Linked DNA regions of Homo sapiens: region 1 is linked to region 2. A link is a contact called in ENCODE Hi-C or POLR2A ChIA-PET data. All regions are on one chromosome and are shown on one strand. Each heading gives the region's core, a stretch centred on a gene start or an enhancer-like site at or near the end of the contact. The rest is flanking DNA. Distances are from core to core; before and after follow the strand shown. Region 1 holds the start of LRRC52 (leucine rich repeat containing 52). Region 2 overlaps LRRC52-AS1 (LRRC52 antisense RNA 1).

What was found. A loop is a pair of places that touch in the nucleus more often than their neighbours do. ChIA-PET counts read pairs that join two places held with the same protein, here RNA polymerase II (POLR2A). Pooled maps may share reads with other maps.
Region 1: a map of heart left ventricle shows a loop between it and region 2 (2.1-fold over the local background). The contact joins the promoter of LRRC52 here to the enhancer-like site in region 2. A Hi-C loop is called at or near these places in 7 of 168 maps with a recorded cell type or tissue (Calu3, K562, gastrocnemius medialis and 2 more) and 6 of 50 pooled maps. POLR2A ChIA-PET finds 5 or more read pairs at or near these places in 1 of 52 experiments (activated T-cell).

What each region holds. Positions count from the first base shown.
Region 1 is chr1:165,542,749-165,545,616 of GRCh38, reverse strand. LRRC52 (leucine rich repeat containing 52) reads right to left here and starts at 1,617. Exons shown (of 2, transcript NM_001005214.4): 1 at 699-1,617. The coding sequence starts at 1,320. The region is part of intron 3 of LRRC52-AS1 (LRRC52 antisense RNA 1); the gene reads left to right.
Region 2 is chr1:165,489,006-165,492,065 of GRCh38, reverse strand. The region is part of intron 5 of LRRC52-AS1 (LRRC52 antisense RNA 1); the gene reads left to right. Among named protein-coding and RNA genes, the nearest start is that of RXRG, 45 kb to the right of the region's middle. Within about 2 kb of position 1,710, at least 3 of the 41 ENCODE cell types and tissues checked have a DNase peak (open chromatin) inside an H3K27ac peak, as active enhancers do; they include gastrocnemius medialis, where a contact is called at or near this core.

The DNA.
Region 1 (2,868 bases), core at 368-2,867, 54 kb before region 2:
CTGTAAGACTAGAATCTCTCTGCTTGACACAGTGAGCACTGGACCCTTTCTCCATTGATTCATGCCATTCTCTCCTTCCATAGGAGGCCAGCATCTTCAAAACAAAGCAGCTATCAAAAGCCCTTTCTTCCTTCTTCCCTCCCTCTCTCACTGTCTGGGTAGCTCACGTGCCCCTCCTTCCATCTTTATGTTAAACTTTCCTTTCTATATATCATAATCCTATATGAATGACTGAATTTACTTTTTGATCCTGGAAAAATTCAGTTGCTGAATTAAACAGATTAAAACAGTTTACCAACAGAATACAGTGTCCCTATATTACCTTGTCACTTTGCAATTAGAGTACTTCATCATTTCTACACACATCATATATTTGATGCAACTCTGTGCCTTAGGTAATATTATTGTCCCCACTTTATGGATTAGAAAACTGAGGCTCAGAGAAATGGTGACATTTTCAAGGGTAGCCAACTGGTAAGTGCTGAGTTTGGGACCAGAACTCAGCTCTTTGAATTCCTATTTCAGAACTTTTTCTTACTGCTACTCCAGTCAACCCAAGGGTGGGCCCTGCAGAGTAATAAGAATGCATTCAATCAGCTTCACCCAACTTTTTCTCCCATTCTGACCATCTTTTGAGTTCACCTTTTCTGGAGCCACTTCAATCACATCCTCTTCCCCACACCCAATCAAGCCCTCACCTGAGGGGTCCATATGGAACACTATTAAGAAGATGGCGAAGTCCAGGAAAGAGCAGTTGCACTTCCAGGGGTTTCCACTCAGAAACAGGGTCTCCAGAGTAGTGAGGTGGTATAAGGCAGCACTGTCCAGGGTCTGCAAGCCGGTATTTCTGAGGTCCAGGTACCTCAAAGAGGTGGTGTTGGCAAAGGTGAACTTGTGAAGCGATAACAGGTGAGGGTTGTTGGCAATGTTCAGCTGCACCAGGTTGCTGAGCACCGAGAAAGTGAATGGGGAGATCGAGGTTAGGTTGTTGGAGCTGAGGTCAAGGTAGATGAGTTTGAAGACCCCGATGAAGGTATAATCCATCACCTCTCGAATCCGGTTGTTCTGACAGTCCAAATAAACAAGGTCACTGAGGAGTCCTAGATGCATTGCTGGCAAACTAGTGATTCTGTTCTCGTTCAGGAACAGCCTCCGGGTGTTCAGGGGTATGTCAAGGGGGTATTCGGTTAACTGCTTCCCTGTGCAGATTACTTCTTGGGCTTGACACAGACAATTATTTGGACACTTTGACCCTGATACCAGCCCCATTCCAAAGGAAAAGAGTAACCACCCAGGGCCAGGGCCTGAAGCAAGGGACATAGTAAGAAGCCACAACCACCCTCCTTTCACCTTCCTGCGGGCTCTGTCCTCTGATCCGAAGGCTGCCGGTGGGGGGGTGGGGCGGGGGAGGGGCTCTGGAAAGAACTGTAACACTTTAGCTTTGTGCAAAGCAATTTTCCATTACAGGAGAACTGAACAGAAATTGAAACGCGAGGCTCAATGCCCTGCCGCCCAGCTTGGTGGCTCTGTCGCTCGCTCCCAGACTGCTGCTGGAAGCTTGCCCACTTGGCAGCTTTGAAAGGTCTCACCCTTTCCCTGCGTTTGCAAGTGAAGGGGAGCCAGGGGAGAGCCACATGACAATGAGGTTGCCAGTTGACACCTTTGTGATGTCAGCAGCCTCAGGAGACTGCCTGGCTGAGGGAAAGAGATTCCTCACCTCTCCTTCTGGGTGGTGTGAGGGTGTTTTATGTGTCTTGGTAAGCCAGCTGGAACTCCCTGGGGGAGTTGGGGCCTCATGGGTAGGGGCCTGCAGCATGTGTGTGTTGGAGACCAGGCTGGGTTCAGTGTGTGGATGTGTATAGTATCTGTACCCGCTCCCCATGGAGCTGTAGTAGATTAGGTGACATTGGACCCCCTAATCTGCAGGCCATAGAGGGAACATGGGACATCTCCAGGCCAACTCCTTTTCTTAGTGATGAGCAGTGACTTGCTTGAGGTCAGTTCTCAGTGTGGGTCTTTTCTTGGATATTGATTTGGATGGGTGCCAGTTTTTCAGTGTTGCCAGAAGAAGATGGGAAAGGGGGTGTTTCTTTTGAAATGAGGCAAGGGGAATTCCTCTGATAAAGTGGTACTCTTTTCAGACTTTATTCCTAGGATGTATACATCTCTGTCTGCATTTTGAATATATATATATGTGTATTTTTAAAAAGTTTTTGAATAAGTGTAAGCTACTCCTTCTAACACAAAACCCAAATGTATATATAAAAAATCTGAGTGCAACAATAGAAGTATTTTTTTACCACTCGTATTCTCCTAGGACTTTTAAAATAGTGAGTGCCTCTCTAGTACTTCTAGTGTGAGTTTATATTCATTAATTACTTGTCAGGTGATTAGTCTTTTGGAGCGAGGGATAGAAAACCTGGAAGCTGAAGAGTTGGGATGTATCACACACCCCGTGGAGGAAGGCATATCAGGCAGAAATAAGATAAAACATCTGAGGAGTTGAAACTTTTATTTTTGGGAAAATTGGATTTCATTTTTTAAAAACATTCATATATACTGAGTTGTGAATATTAGTAACATATTGAAACCTAAGCACAGTGCCTGGCACCTGGTATGTAATAAATGTATAGTGAATGAACAATGTGAGAATGTTTCTGATGGTTTGCTTCCTTCTCTTGCTTCTTTGCCAAGAGAGAAATTAATAAAGTCAGATGGATTTGTGGCTAGTTAGCTAATGCTTGATTGTTTACTTACTCAGCATTCCTTGGGTGACTGGCTGTGAATTAATATGATGACTTAGGCGTGTTTACCAAATTGAAAGTGACCTTATTTAAGTAGACATTTCAAATACTTAAAGTAATGACC
Region 2 (3,060 bases), core at 461-2,960:
CCCAATGTCACTTTTAGCTTGTATCTGAAAGTTATAAAAGTGTTTCCTTGGAAAATATCCTTAGTGAAGGTGTTTAATGGAGCCACCTTGGCCTTGCCCTGGTTAGTATGAATCAGGCTTAAGAGCCATCGATGGCTATGCCTCCTACTCATTTCCCAGGCAATATCTATGTTAGCCTTTGCCAATGCCAGTGCTTTGTACCACATGCCCTGCTTTGGTGTACAATTTGAAATGCCGAAAGCACTCACTGAAAACTTAAGCCAATCCACAAAATATGGCTCTGAGAATCCTTCCCATAATGGATTCAGTTATAGTTTCATCATTCTAGGTAATTATAAAGGATAGTAAAGATAACTATAATTTCTTAAGACCCTCTTATTTTTCAGCTGTGCATTGCCTCAAACCCCATATTCCATTTACAGAGGAAGAAACTGAGGCTCAATAATTTGTGTAATTTGTCTAAGATCTCCCTGCAAGTGAACGTAGAACTTGGGAATGGAACCAAGATTAGTCTTCTAAGTCCTATGTTCTTCACCAGTGAGCTACACAGCCTTACGGTGCAGATAGCACAGCGTCTGTGGGCATCCAACACTCGAATAGTTTGGAAAATCATCAGCCTGTGTTCCCCAAATGAGATCTGGTGCCTCTTCTTGGCCTCAGTATTTCTAGGGGAATTCCACATTCTGTGTTATCAGGGTAGGTTAATCCTAAAGGTAACTGGGTACTCGTTCACTATTCTGTAGGGTTGGAGATTTCCTTTGGACATTTTCCTTGGGCATGGTGATGAGTGGCACCAGGGTAAGGATGTAGTGGGCGACAGCTGGCATAGTAGCCTAAGAGCAGGGTAACTGGCTGACCTGCTTAGTGGGCCATGTTTCAATCTGTCCCTGATCTTTTCCTAAGCACTCTGTTTCTATCTTATTTTGTTTCTACTTCTGGCATGATCTAGACGAATCTAATGATGAATAATGACAAAACTCAAGAAATGTTCTTATTACTATGATTTTTAATCTTGAAAATGAGGATTATGTGGGTAAGCAGAAACTCCAGGCCAACTCCATGTAAAGACCTGGGTGGCCCTGCTAACTCTTTCGTATACTGAGAAAATCTTGGGTTTACAAAAATATTGCAGCAATTTGAAAATAGTTTTCTCCAGGCTATAAAATTTACCTAACTAAAACCAATCTAATCCCTTGATCTAAAGATCAAACTTTTTGCCAGGTATAGTTTTACATTGTTATTTTAACCTTCAGGTGGGAAAGCAATTGTTTCTGTAGAGAAACTGTCTCCATAACCAAAAGGAAGTGCGGGTGGAAGCAATTAACTGGACAGTTCGGTCAATTAACTCAGAAACTTACTGACCAGAGTGTTCAGAGCTACCTACCTTTATTCTGGTTTTAATTTTGTAATTTATCAGAGTCCAGAATTTCAGTCTGGATAACTTTTATTTAAACACTTGATTTCTGAAACTGGCCTTGAACTAGTGCTTCTTTGGACTTTTTTTTTTCTCTTCTCCCTTTGGTTTGCTCTCGACAGCTGGAATGAGAGACTGGATGGCGTTGAAATGAAATGCTGGAGCCATCCATCCATGTGCTTCCAGGGTGGCTTCCTGGCTGTGAGAACACAGTGACCCTGTGAGGCCAACATGGACTCGGTTCTCCTGACATAACATGGCTGGAGGAGCTCCAGCTCTGGGATGTTATCTTGCTGTTTTACACTGGTGGTTCAGCCAGCCCATGGGAAACTGAACTTGGGCTGGGAGACCTGGCAGCAAATCCAAACTGAAATAAGAATCAGCACTTCGAGTTCAACTGTGAAACAAATGTGGGCCCAAGGCCTAAATGCCCGAAAGACATAGGGAAGGGTTGAAGTGGAATAAAGAAAGCTTTTGGTGACACTATGGGAAGGGCTATTGAGTATCTTCTCAGGACAGTACAAAATGTCAGAGGCACAGCATATTTCGAAACCTATTTTTAAAGCTGCTTTAGATTTTTTAACTTGATGGATAGATATATTCATTTTTTAAAAAAAGAAATGGTGACCCTCTTAAGAGGCAAAGTACGAGCCTCAAGTGTTGTGGGATGTATCCATCATTGGTTACTAAGTTTTCCAATGGCTCAGACACTCCCAGAAGCGAAGACTCCTGAGCCAAAGGAAGATGAGAGCTGAAAGGAGCATCGAGCTCATCCAGTGCAATGCTTCTCAGCTTGTGCCCACTTTGGATTCACTTGGAAATATTTTAGAAATACTGATGCCTGGGCCCCATTCCAGACCAGTTAAATCATACTATCTGGGAGAGATACCCAGAAAGTGGTATGTTTTAACACCTCCTTAGGGATTCTGCTGATCAACCAAGGTTGAGAAGAATCAAACTAGACTCATTTTACATATGAAGAAATGGAAACCCAGATATTGAGATAAAAAATGTTGCCCAAGTCACGTAGCTAGTGTCAAAACCTGACTCTTAATAAATGCCCTTATGTCACACTAACTTGCCTCTCTTTATTGTGGTTTTGCCATAAATTAAAAGTATACTTGAAAATGTTAGTTTACAAAGTAATTTTAAGAAATGGATTTCATTTTAAGGAAAACAGTGATTCAATGGCCAATACACTGATGCTTTCTGCATGATCTTCAGACCAGTCTACATGTTTATTATGCTTGGGCCTTTGAGTCAAACACTGGCTCCTTTTCTGCTTCTCCATTGTCAGCCTAGCATGCTTGAATTCTGTTTCTCCTCTGGAAACCTTGCACACTACTTTGATTCACCTTGTTAATGGGAAAATGGAAAATACTCTCTACATTTTTTTTTTTTTTGAGATGGAGTCTCACTCTGTCACCCAGGCTGGTGTGCAGTGGTGTGATCTCGGCTCACTGTAACCTCCAACTCCTGGGATCAAGCGCTTCTCTTGCCTCAGCCTTCCGAGTAGCTGGGATCACAGACTTGCACCACCATGCCCAGCTAATTTTTGTATTTTTAGTAGAGACTGGATTTCACCATGTTGGCCAGGTTGGTCTTGAACTCCTGACCTCAAGTGATCCACCTGCCTCAGTATCCGA